Linked DNA regions of Homo sapiens: region 2 is linked to region 1. Evidence: chromatin contacts called from ENCODE Hi-C or POLR2A ChIA-PET data. All regions are on one chromosome and are shown on one strand. The core of a region is the stretch at or near the end of the contact, and the rest is flanking DNA. Distances in the headings are between cores, read along the strand shown.

Evidence for each region. Hi-C counts contacts between places; a loop is a spot of excess contacts on that map. ChIA-PET counts read pairs that join two places held with the same protein, here RNA polymerase II (POLR2A).
Region 2: POLR2A ChIA-PET joins it to region 1 with 11 read pairs in AG04450. The contact joins two enhancer-like sites. A Hi-C loop is called at or near these places in 1 of 168 maps with a recorded cell type or tissue (heart right ventricle). POLR2A ChIA-PET finds 5 or more read pairs at or near these places in 4 of 52 experiments (AG04449, AG04450, OCI-LY7 and 1 more).

Annotation. Positions count from the first base shown.
Region 1 is chr7:81,682,480-81,687,820 of GRCh38, reverse strand. The region is part of intron 1 of LOC100128317 (a long non-coding RNA gene); the gene reads left to right. Among named protein-coding and RNA genes, the nearest start is that of HGF, 85 kb to the left of the region's middle. RefSeq lists a silencer at 2,597-2,646 and an enhancer at 4,358-4,527. Within about 2 kb of position 2,685, at least 6 of the 41 ENCODE cell types and tissues checked have a DNase peak (open chromatin) inside an H3K27ac peak, as active enhancers do.
Region 2 is chr7:81,722,496-81,727,836 of GRCh38, reverse strand. It overlaps HGF (hepatocyte growth factor), which reads left to right. Exons shown (of 18, transcript NM_000601.6): 9 at 1,820-1,947. Among named protein-coding and RNA genes, the nearest start is that of HGF, 45 kb to the left of the region's middle. Within about 2 kb of position 2,641, at least 2 of the 41 ENCODE cell types and tissues checked have a DNase peak (open chromatin) inside an H3K27ac peak, as active enhancers do.

The sequences.
Region 1 (5,341 bases), core at 1,436-3,935:
CTGTGCTAAAGGATATTTACTTTTGTAAAGAAAAACTTTAAACTTTCTTTTCCATTCTTTCCAAAGATTCAGAATTCTTCATAATTTTAAGGAGGAAAATGTGACATATAGTTTTCTTTTCCTTGTGTAGCAGAACATAAATGGTGAGGGTGGAAAGGTAAAGTAGTAGTATACTTCCTTAGATGGAGTATTGATACAATTATTTAACCCACTTAATGACAATAGAACTTTATTTGAATTACAGGATCAGGCTACATAAAGGGACAATTAGAGATATCATTTCTAGTGATTCAGAGTGAGTATAAGAATATTTACTGAAAAAAATTTTTATCTCCAAATTTCTCCTCTTACCTTCATTTTCTACTGTTTTCAGCAGATAGCAGTCCTAAAATTTCATTTTAAATATATATTACTTTTTTATTTTGTATACTTTTGTTGGAACAAACTTTATATACTTTGTGGAGAGAGAATGTATTGTGTAATCAGTGAGCTTTAAAAGACAAGAAAAAAACTAAACCATATCTTGTTAAAATTATGAAGACAAAACTGTACTTAACATCTGGTCATGACTATTTCAAGCAACACTCATGTGATTTGATGATATGCTAGATAATTATGAGAGTTGGGTTTTATATGGGAAAAAAAGTAGAGTGATTTTTTAATACATTTTCTAGCAACCATTTCAACTTAAATTAAACATACTTATGTTCCTATAATAAAGTAAGCTATACATTTTTTAAATCTCACTAAAGCCTAATAATCTACAGAAATTTATATGAATTTCATATATTCATGAGGAAAGAGAATTTTAGTTTACAATGGTTAAATTTTTAAGTTAAAGTGTATAACGTAATGCTTTTTCATCATTAGATAGACTTTCTATTTGGAAAATATTTATGATTAGGTAATCTACTTTTAAGTATTGATGTGTTATATGTTCAAAATTTAAAATATATTAAAATTAATGATAATATAAATAAGCCAAGGTAAAGAAATGAACCAATACTTATTGAATACGTTCTATGTGCAGACACTATATAAAAAAAAAGTGAATATAGATTTTTTTTTTTTTTTTTTGAGATGGAGTCTCACATTGTCATCCAGGCTGGAGTGCAGTGGCACAATCTCGGCTCACTGCAACCTCCGCCTCCCAAGTTCGAGGAATTCTCCTGCCTCAGCCTCCCGAGTAGCTGGGATTACAGGTGCCCGCCACTATGCCTTGCTGATTTTTGTATGCTTAGTAGAGACGAGGTTTCACCATGTTAGCCAGGCTGCTCTTGAACTCCTGACTTTAGGTGATCTGCCTGCTTCGGCCTCCCAAAGTGCTGGGATTACTGGTGTGAGCCACCGCGCCTGGCCATGAATATAGATTTTTAATCTCACAATAATCTGTCGATATGGTTTGGATCTGTGTCCCCATCTAAATCTCATCTTGAATTGTAATAATCCCCACATGTCAAGGGTGGGACCAGGTGGAGATAATTGAATCATGGGGGCAGTTTCCCCCATGCTAGACTGGTGATAGTAAGTTCTCACAAGATCTTACAGTTTTATAGGGGGCTTCCTTCCCCCTTTGCTTGGCTCTCATTCTTCTCTTTCCTGAAATCATGTGAAGAAGGATGTGTTTGCTTTCTCTTCTGCCATGATTGTAAGTTTCCTGAGGCCTCCCAGCCATGCAGAACTGTGAGTCAATTAAACCTCTTTGTTTTATAAATTATCCAGTCTTGGGCAGTTCTTCATAGCAGTGTGAGAACAGACTAATATATTTCTATATCTTCATTTTACCAACAAGCTAATTAAAAGTTAGGAACTAGGCATGGTGATCATTATTAAGTGATGTGCATCCAATTTATACTCTTCACCAAGATTTTTCCATCTTGCTCCACCATGATATGTTTTATTTTCATTGTTTCATAATCTTAGGATGAAATATCTAACATATCTATTTTGAAAGGTATGGTAATGTTATTGTATCTGTGTTCTGTCTCCTTTATTTTTAAGTATATATTTCAAGGAGTTAAATTATTTCGCTTGTTGCTATTTATGAAAATTCCTTGTAGCAATAGAACAAACCGTTTATTCAAGAATGTGAAATTCGGCCCTGCTCTAAACTACATTTGTTAATTTAACTTGACATATTTATTAAACAGATGTTATGTGTCAGGTACTTGCCTAAGCATTGAGAACACAGTAGTGGGTGACTTAGGCAATAAATAAACAACTTGAAAATAATAAAAACAACAGTTTTAAAAAATAAAAAAAAGTAGGGAGATAAAGCAATCCAAGGAAGAGTCTGAGGTATAAGATCTATGATCAAGGAAGACCTTTCTCTTCATGAGATCATATCTGAGCAGAGACAGAAAACACAAGAAGGAAAAAAACAAAACACCATACTCCATGGGGAGGAAGGGCAAGCATAAGGGACATGAAGTGGTGCATGCTTGGAGAACTCTAGGGCAACAAGGAGGTCTGCATGTTTGGATGAATTTGGAGAGTGGTGGAAGAGGAGGCTTAGAAGTAGGTTTGGAGATAGACAGGGTCCAGATAATAAATGGAGAGCTTTGTAGGCTACGGTTAGGAGTTTAGTAGTAAGCTCTGCTTACTCAGATTGAGGGAACAGCCTCACTCTGGACCACTGCCAGTCAGCATTGCAGAAGGGACTTACAGCTGCTCCCCAGAGGCAACACACGTCACTTCTGTGTAGAGTTCATTGATGAGAGTGAGTCACAGGGCCAGTCCTGAGTCAGTGAGCCAGAATGTAATTATCCCTGAGAGAAGAGCAAGGAACATGTGTGAATCATAACACAACCTATCACAAGTAACTGTCTGTTAATTGGAGGGTCCTCTGGGCCCCCAAATGAATTTCATATACTCCATATGACAGCATTTAAATCATACAATTTAAAATACTTTTTCCCAACTTTGCAAGAAAAAAAAATTCAGCTATGTCATTGAAACAGATCAGCCAGACAGATAGGTCTGGCTTTATTTATTGAAAGCTCCAGAAAAAGAATGACTGGGTTAAAGCAAGGGAGATAATTATTTCTGAAGCTCTTTAACATATAACCAGATTGCCTTCAAAATGGGGGTGCATGAATTTATGCTGTGATCAGCAATATGTGAGAATTTTCCTGAATTTAAGCTCTTAACATATGAGAATTTTAAGTGTCATTGAAGCATCATTAGCAGTTTGTTTTCTGACTTCTTATATTTTGGTTTTTTGATATAGGATAATAGGGGTACTTTCTCCTGCTCTGGCTTGTAAGAAGAGCTACAATTTTCATGTGTTTAGCTCTGAAGATGGCTTTTTTTTTTTCATGTCGTCTCCACCTGCAATGGAAAATGGTGTGAAAGAAATAAGCCTTTGTCTTGAAAAACACTAGGATATTCGTGTTGTTTATCACTGTGGCATAACCTAGACTACCTTGACTGAAATAATTACACTTCAGAAGATTGAAATGAAGGCACACTAAGACTGCTACATGACGATCAATCAGTAACAGCACACAATACGCATTCAGATTCTATGGAATGTGAAAACAAATAGTGGTTTCATGTATGAGGTCAAAATTAAAATTCAGACAGGAGGAAACTCCAAATGAAGAGGTGTTGATTTAGAGTTAACCTGTCACTCACAGATGACTGTGGTTTGGTTTATGATGAGTGGCATCAGAGACTTATTTATTGTCGTAAGTACTATTATTGATTCTTGAGAGCAAGGCTGAGGAGGCTAACTCATCTAGCCTAAGGATAGAATTATATATACGGAGAAAAAAGTGTGCTAATATGTTTATCATTGCATTTCTATAATACTCAAACCCTGAAACAACCTAAATATCTGACTTTAGGATGGCTTAATATATAGTATAAACTCAGATATATTTTGCTGCTATTAAAATATGTCACATTGCTAAGGGTTACTTGTGAAAATGCTTGTGATGATGTATATGTGTGATGTGTGTATATGTCTGTGTGTAAATATAAAACATAGTAAAAATTGAAAATTAGTATTTCTGGATAGCAAGGAACAAAAAATGTGGCATCTGTAGCCATAAGGTGGAGAAAAGAGTGATTTTAAATTATTCTTGCCACATTTAACAAAATTTCATCACCCTATGGTATATGCACACACACTTAATACAGAACAAAATAGGGCCTGCAGGATTTGGCAGGTAGGGTTTTGTGGTTGATCTTGGAAAAACAAGATTTAATTGAGGGAGAAAAGAAACTCAACATGATGTATTGGATTAGCAGGTAATTTTAGTTTGTGTTTTTCCAAATGTTCTCTCTCAGCCTTGAAATTAAGCAGATAACATATACAAATACAAAATGCTCATAAAGTGTTTAAAAGAGAAAATCTGAGTTTTCATGGACATGAAAAATAGCATTTTTTTCCCCTTAACATTGCCAAATTTTCTTGTGCAATTTAGAACGAGTCTCTTTGTGACTCCATATTAATCAATTTCATAATCTTATACCTTCAATTTGTCATTTAAAAATGATTCAGACTTTTGTTTCTAACTGTGGTTGGAGTCTCTTAAAAACATATCCTGTGTGGCTGTAGGTGCCATATGCTAAGGTTTAGCTTTACACTATTTATCACCACGGTCCCTCATCCTTTTTGCTTCTAATTCTATGTGTAATAAAAGGGGAAATTTATCTTTATTTACTTAATTTCAAGCCTCAGAGATTGCCTCTGCCATCCACACACAGCAGCAGCGTTGGTAGTCAGTAACCATGAGTGAGTGGAGGCATATGTCTGCACATCTCTTCAATTACCCTCCCCTGGACTTTCTCACTGTCAGCTTTATCTTCATTAAGGCAAAGCTACCACTTTCCCTTTGCATTTTTGTGTGCTAGGTCCTTGGTAAAAGGAGCTGGTGTTTTGTTCTTTAGTGCTATCTTTTGTGTATTAGCTTAGCAAAAAATAAAGAGCTTGATGAGAGGTGTATATGTGTGTGTGTGTTACCATTTTGTATTTACAGTGTAAATGTAATACATGCCTATGAATATAAAAAAATGTAAGAAATGCAGAACAGTACACGGTAAAACTGAAAACAGCACATCATCACAGAGATGATATTAACAGTTTGGCATATATCATTTAAATGCTATTCTATGTATATAATTGATGCTTTCTTTTCAAAAATGTAATCAGCCTACAGATATTGTTCTGTAATTTTTTTAATACTCTCAACACTCTACCATATATGTTTTTCCATGATCACATTCACAGACCATTTCCATCCTCTATAACTGAAATTATTCTATACTTTAGGTGTATATATTTATATAGATCAGCATTCCACTGGAAAGCTATTGCTTTTTATGTGAATGGATA
Region 2 (5,341 bases), core at 1,392-3,891, 40 kb before region 1:
AATACAGATGTTAAAGTCAGTCCAAACTAAGACTTTGATAGCCCTCGATCTTCACTTAATTAGCTTGTCTAAATGAACAATCCAGAACTTTGGGAGGATGAGACGGGAGGATGGCTTGAGGTCAGGAGTTCAAGACCAGCCTGGGCAACAAAGGGTGACTCCATCTCTACCAAATAATAGAAAATAAAACCAAAGTGTATGCAAAGTTCATGTAAAATTTAACACACATATTTTATACTGACATAGATTTTTTTTAAAAATGTAAGTATAAATTGCTTGTCTCATCTATTCCAGTTAATAATTTTATAAGAAGGCTAAAGGTTTGAATATGGGTTATGAACACTTAACTATACAGTGGCTTTAATTATTGGTGGCCGATGTTCTCATATCCTTAAATAATAGTTTGTGTCAGGACTTACTTTGATGAGATAAGACTAATACTTATTGACTTTCTAACCCAACACAAGCTTCTTCCTTAAAAATTTCTCAGTTTCGGCCGGGTGCGGTGGCTCATGCCTGTAATTCCCACACTTTGGGAGGCCAAGGTGGGCAGATCACCAGGTCAGGAGATTGAGACCATCCTGGCTAACACGGTGAAACCCTGTCTCTACTAAAAAAAAAAAAAACAATTAGCCGGGCGTGGTGGCAGGCACCTGTAATCCCAGCTACTCGGGAGGCTGAGGCAGGAGAATGGCGTGAACCTGGGAGGCGGAGCTTGCAGTGAGCCGATATCACGCCACTGCACTCCAGCTTGGGCGACAGAACGAGACTCTGTTTAAAAAAAAAACAAAAAAAAAACCTCAGTTTCGAATGGTCCATTTGGATATTAAGATAATTGTATAATAGTACTTCTAATTGGACCTAAGTGATACAAATACTGTGGTTTCCAAAAGATTGAATATTAATATAGTTATTAAAAAGGAATCTATGAAATGAAAGCACCTACTTATTTAAAATTAGCATATTTAATAAATTTTATTTATTATGAAATCCATATTTTATTTAATGTGAACCTTATTTATATTGATAGAAAACCATTAAAAGTCTTCTACATACAGAGAATATTAGCATAGATTTTTTTCTTATTAGGAACTCTAAATTTCTAATTAAAATACTGGTAAAATGAAGAATATACGTGTACTACATTGAAAATGTGTTCTATAGTTCGTTTTTCTATAGTATAACTGGGCCTTAATTTTACAGAAATATATATAAAGATTTTAGGTAACCTCTCTAAATCAATAAATAATTGCTTTGTAATTAAAATAAATCAATGCATCAAATTAAATAAATCAAAGAAATGCAGAACTCAAGGAAAAATAGCTATCATATTTTTGTGGCACATATTTGAATAGATTGAACTTCCATTTTAAATGAGAGTAATTAATTACTATTGATAATAACCTTTCTTCCACAAAGAGAGATATGTGTTGTTTCTACACAATATGTGGGCCATGAACATGTAATAAATAACAGGCCAATGTTTTGAAATGGTACCAATTGAGAGTCTCAATCTTAAGACTGAGTGAGAAGAATGCAGCGGTACCGTTTCTCTCTTTTATGAAGCAGTAATGTTTGGGTGAAACTCTAGGCCTGTGGAAGGAAAAAAATATTAACATATGACAGCATTTATTTCAGTAATTTGGGCAGAGTCAGTTATGTATACTGAATATTAAATTGTTATAGCTATTCTGAGTCCAAAAAGTTAGAACTCTATTTATAAACATGCATACATTCTAGAATTCTAGAAATGTAATAGCGCTGACTTCACCAACGTAAGAACTCCGGCAATTTACATTAACATGCTTATTCTCAATAGGGACCTACGAGAAAATTACTGCCGAAATCCAGATGGGTCTGAATCACCCTGGTGTTTTACCACTGATCCAAACATCCGAGTTGGCTACTGCTCCCAAATTCCAAACTGTGATATGTCACATGGACAAGGTAATAGCTGACATTCTGCAGGGTGGGCATGATTAAATTCAGGGGAAATGCCTAAAGGGAGGACACATTTTACAGCATAAGATCTACTTCTTGCTGCACTGGTTTTGCTGGCTTGCAAACAAAATCACCAAGTTTGAAGCTGGATTTTTCTTATGTTTATTCACTCAAGATTTATTTATTTAGCTGAGTGTATGCTACTGACAGCCACAGTTCTAAGCCTTGGAGATATACCAGTAAACAAAACTAAGCTATCTGACCCCCTGGAGCTAATATTCAACTGATAGAAAATAAGCAAAATAAAAATGAGAATGGGAATATTACAGTAGTTTGTCATAAGCAGTAGAGAGAAAAATGTCGCAGAGTTAGAAAAGAGGGGTGCTGCTCTTTTATATTTTAATGTTCAGGGAAGATCTTACTTGCTATAAGATCTTACTTGCTTAACATATAAGAAGGACCCAAGGGCAGTGAGGGAGCAGCATGTGCCATGCACATATATGTGTAAGAGTATTCTAGATAAAGAAAACTGCAAATGCAAATGGTGTGAGATGAGGGAGTTCTGGGAAAGTTAAATAAATAAGCACATCACTATAGCTAGTACAAAATAAGTAAGATGAAGAGTAGTAGGAGATGAGATTAGAGAGGCAATTGGGCTAAAATTGCATCAGCCTTTCAGGAATTGTTTGCCCTTTTGCTCTGAAAGAGAAAGGACTCTTAGGACTCTTCTCTGAAGGGAGAAATTACACAATCTGACTAAGTTTTAACTGGATCACTCTGGCTGCATTTCGGAAAATAGCTAGAATTCTTGACAAGGGTTAAAACAGGAGAACCAATGAAGTGGTTGTTTCAGTAATTCAGACTACAGATGGGAGTGACTTGACCCTGGTTGTTAGCAGTGTAGCTGCTGGATAATGGTGGGGTTTGAGGGAAATCACCATTGCATTTGGAAACATAGATGCCATTGAAGATAACTGCCTCAGGGAGCGGTAGTAAAATCAGATTGAAATAGATTTTTAAGTCAAAAAATAATAGATGATGGTGAGGTTGCTGAGAAAAGGAAATGCTTATATCCCCCTGTTGGGAATGTAAATTGATTCAGCCACATGGAGATTTCTCAAAAAACTTAAAACACAACTACCATTCAACACAGCAATCCCATTACTGGGTGTATACCCAAAGGAATATACATCATTCTACCATAAAGAAACATGCATGCATATGCATGCAAAATAATCTATGCACCCAACCCCGGTGACACACAATTTACATATAACAAACCTACCTATGTACCCATGAACGTAAAATAATTTTTTTAAAAGGTAGATTTTTCAAAGAAATAATTTGTTAAATATTAATAATAAAGTTGAATCCTGGGAATTACTGATGTATAGTAAATTGAGAGTTATCCTTTTTAAATGATCATGTTCTATTTCACATAGACTTAATTGTGATGGTCATGATCGTGGTTAGCCCTAAATCATCCTTGAAATCCCAAGCCAAATTTAAAGCTCCATCTCATAGACCTACTGCCCTAGGCATACTTCTATCCTTTAACTTTTTCCACAGTGTCATTCTTCACGAGCAACTCTGAAAATAGAGTTGTAGAGGGAAGAGGGGATGAGTCCCTTTTCAGTCAATTTCACTGTTCCTTTAAGGATCAGTTAGAAATAAAGTTGAAGCCAATGATTAAGGGAAGTTTGGTACCAGCTGAGTCTTCTGTGTTCCTGTCTCATTTACTTGAACATTTGTTAATAATTTGTGAGTGATAAAGGAAAACAATTATTTGATAAACCTTTGGTGTGTATTAAGATATTTTATATACATATACGTCACTTAAAAAGGATCAGGTAATAGAATATGAAAATTTTGGATTCTGGAGGGTAAACATGTTATTGCTTATCAGATCATTCATTCATAGGTGAAAATATTAGTTTTATGGAATTTAAGTAACTTGCCTAAATTCTCAAATACAGATATATCTACAGATAGATCTATCTACTTAGATCTAGGTATTTTTCTATAGATATAAATCTACACACACAGATATATATATATGTGTATATATATCTATATGTGTGTATATCTATCTATATATATATATGAAAGATGTTACTCTTATCCTTCTCCATAAAACAGAAAATATAAGTTCTACATATAGTTAGATGAGTGGAAACATTTTTCAAATCTTGCAACATCTGAATTAATATATATATAAATATTCTTCCAACTGGATATTAAAAACACTATTAAAGAAAAATGAAAACTGAAATTACAGAATTTCTTTAAAATGTTGATAAAACACTACATATTATATATACTATATATTGTATACTTAAGGCAGTAAACAATATAATTTAAATATTTATATCAATATCATAAAATGTATTTACAGTTATTTCAGTCTTAAAATATATTCTAATGAGAGTATATACAGTCAGAAAATTGTAACCAAAAATCATCTGGATTTTCTTGCTCTGTATTAATGGTATACATTTGATATATCCATAGGCATATTTCTGTCTTTATTTTCATCTTTCTGGATATTAGTTTTTGAATATTTAAAACCTTAACATTGGATAATAGTAAATACTATATGAAAGGGTAAATTCAGAGAAGTGTCCTCTTCTCTTGCTTCCATGCCATTCCATTTCTACTTTCTACTCACCATTGCAAGTAGACAATTTCATTAGTTTCTTGTTTATGGCTCTTGAGTATTTTCCATTCTTTACTTTTTTGGAATGTATGTGTAGGTTTGTTACATAGGTAAACTTGTGTTATGGGGGTTTGTTGTACAGACAATTTCATCGCCCGGGTACTAAGGCTAGTACCCATTAGTTATTTTTCCCAGCATAAAATCTTAACGTTGATGTAAATTTGCAGATGACCTTTCATAGTCAAATGTACAGTTTTCATTCATATAAAAATTAAGAATGTTAAATATAAAAAGTCACTTTAAAAACGTTCGGTATTATTTAAAAGTATAGAATATTTTTAAAAGTAGAATAATTCTTTTTAAATTTGCAATGCAACATATATATATATATATACCTTTTTAAATTTCTTTTTTTTTTTTTTTTTTGAGACAGAATCTCGCTCTGTCGCCCAGGCTGGATTGCAGTGGCATGATCTTGGCTCATTGCAACCTCTGCCTCTGGGGTTCAAGCAATTCTCCTGCCTCAGCCTCCTGAGTAGCTGGGATTACAGGCACACGCCACCACACCCAGCTAATTTTTTATATTTTTGGTAGAAATGGGGTTTCACCATGTTGACCAGGCTGGTCTTGAACTCCTGACCTCAAGTGATCCACCTGCCTCATCCTCCCAAAGTGCTGAGATTACAGGTGTGAGCCACCGCGCCTGACCAACTTATATTTTTTGAAGAACTTGATTTCTGACTA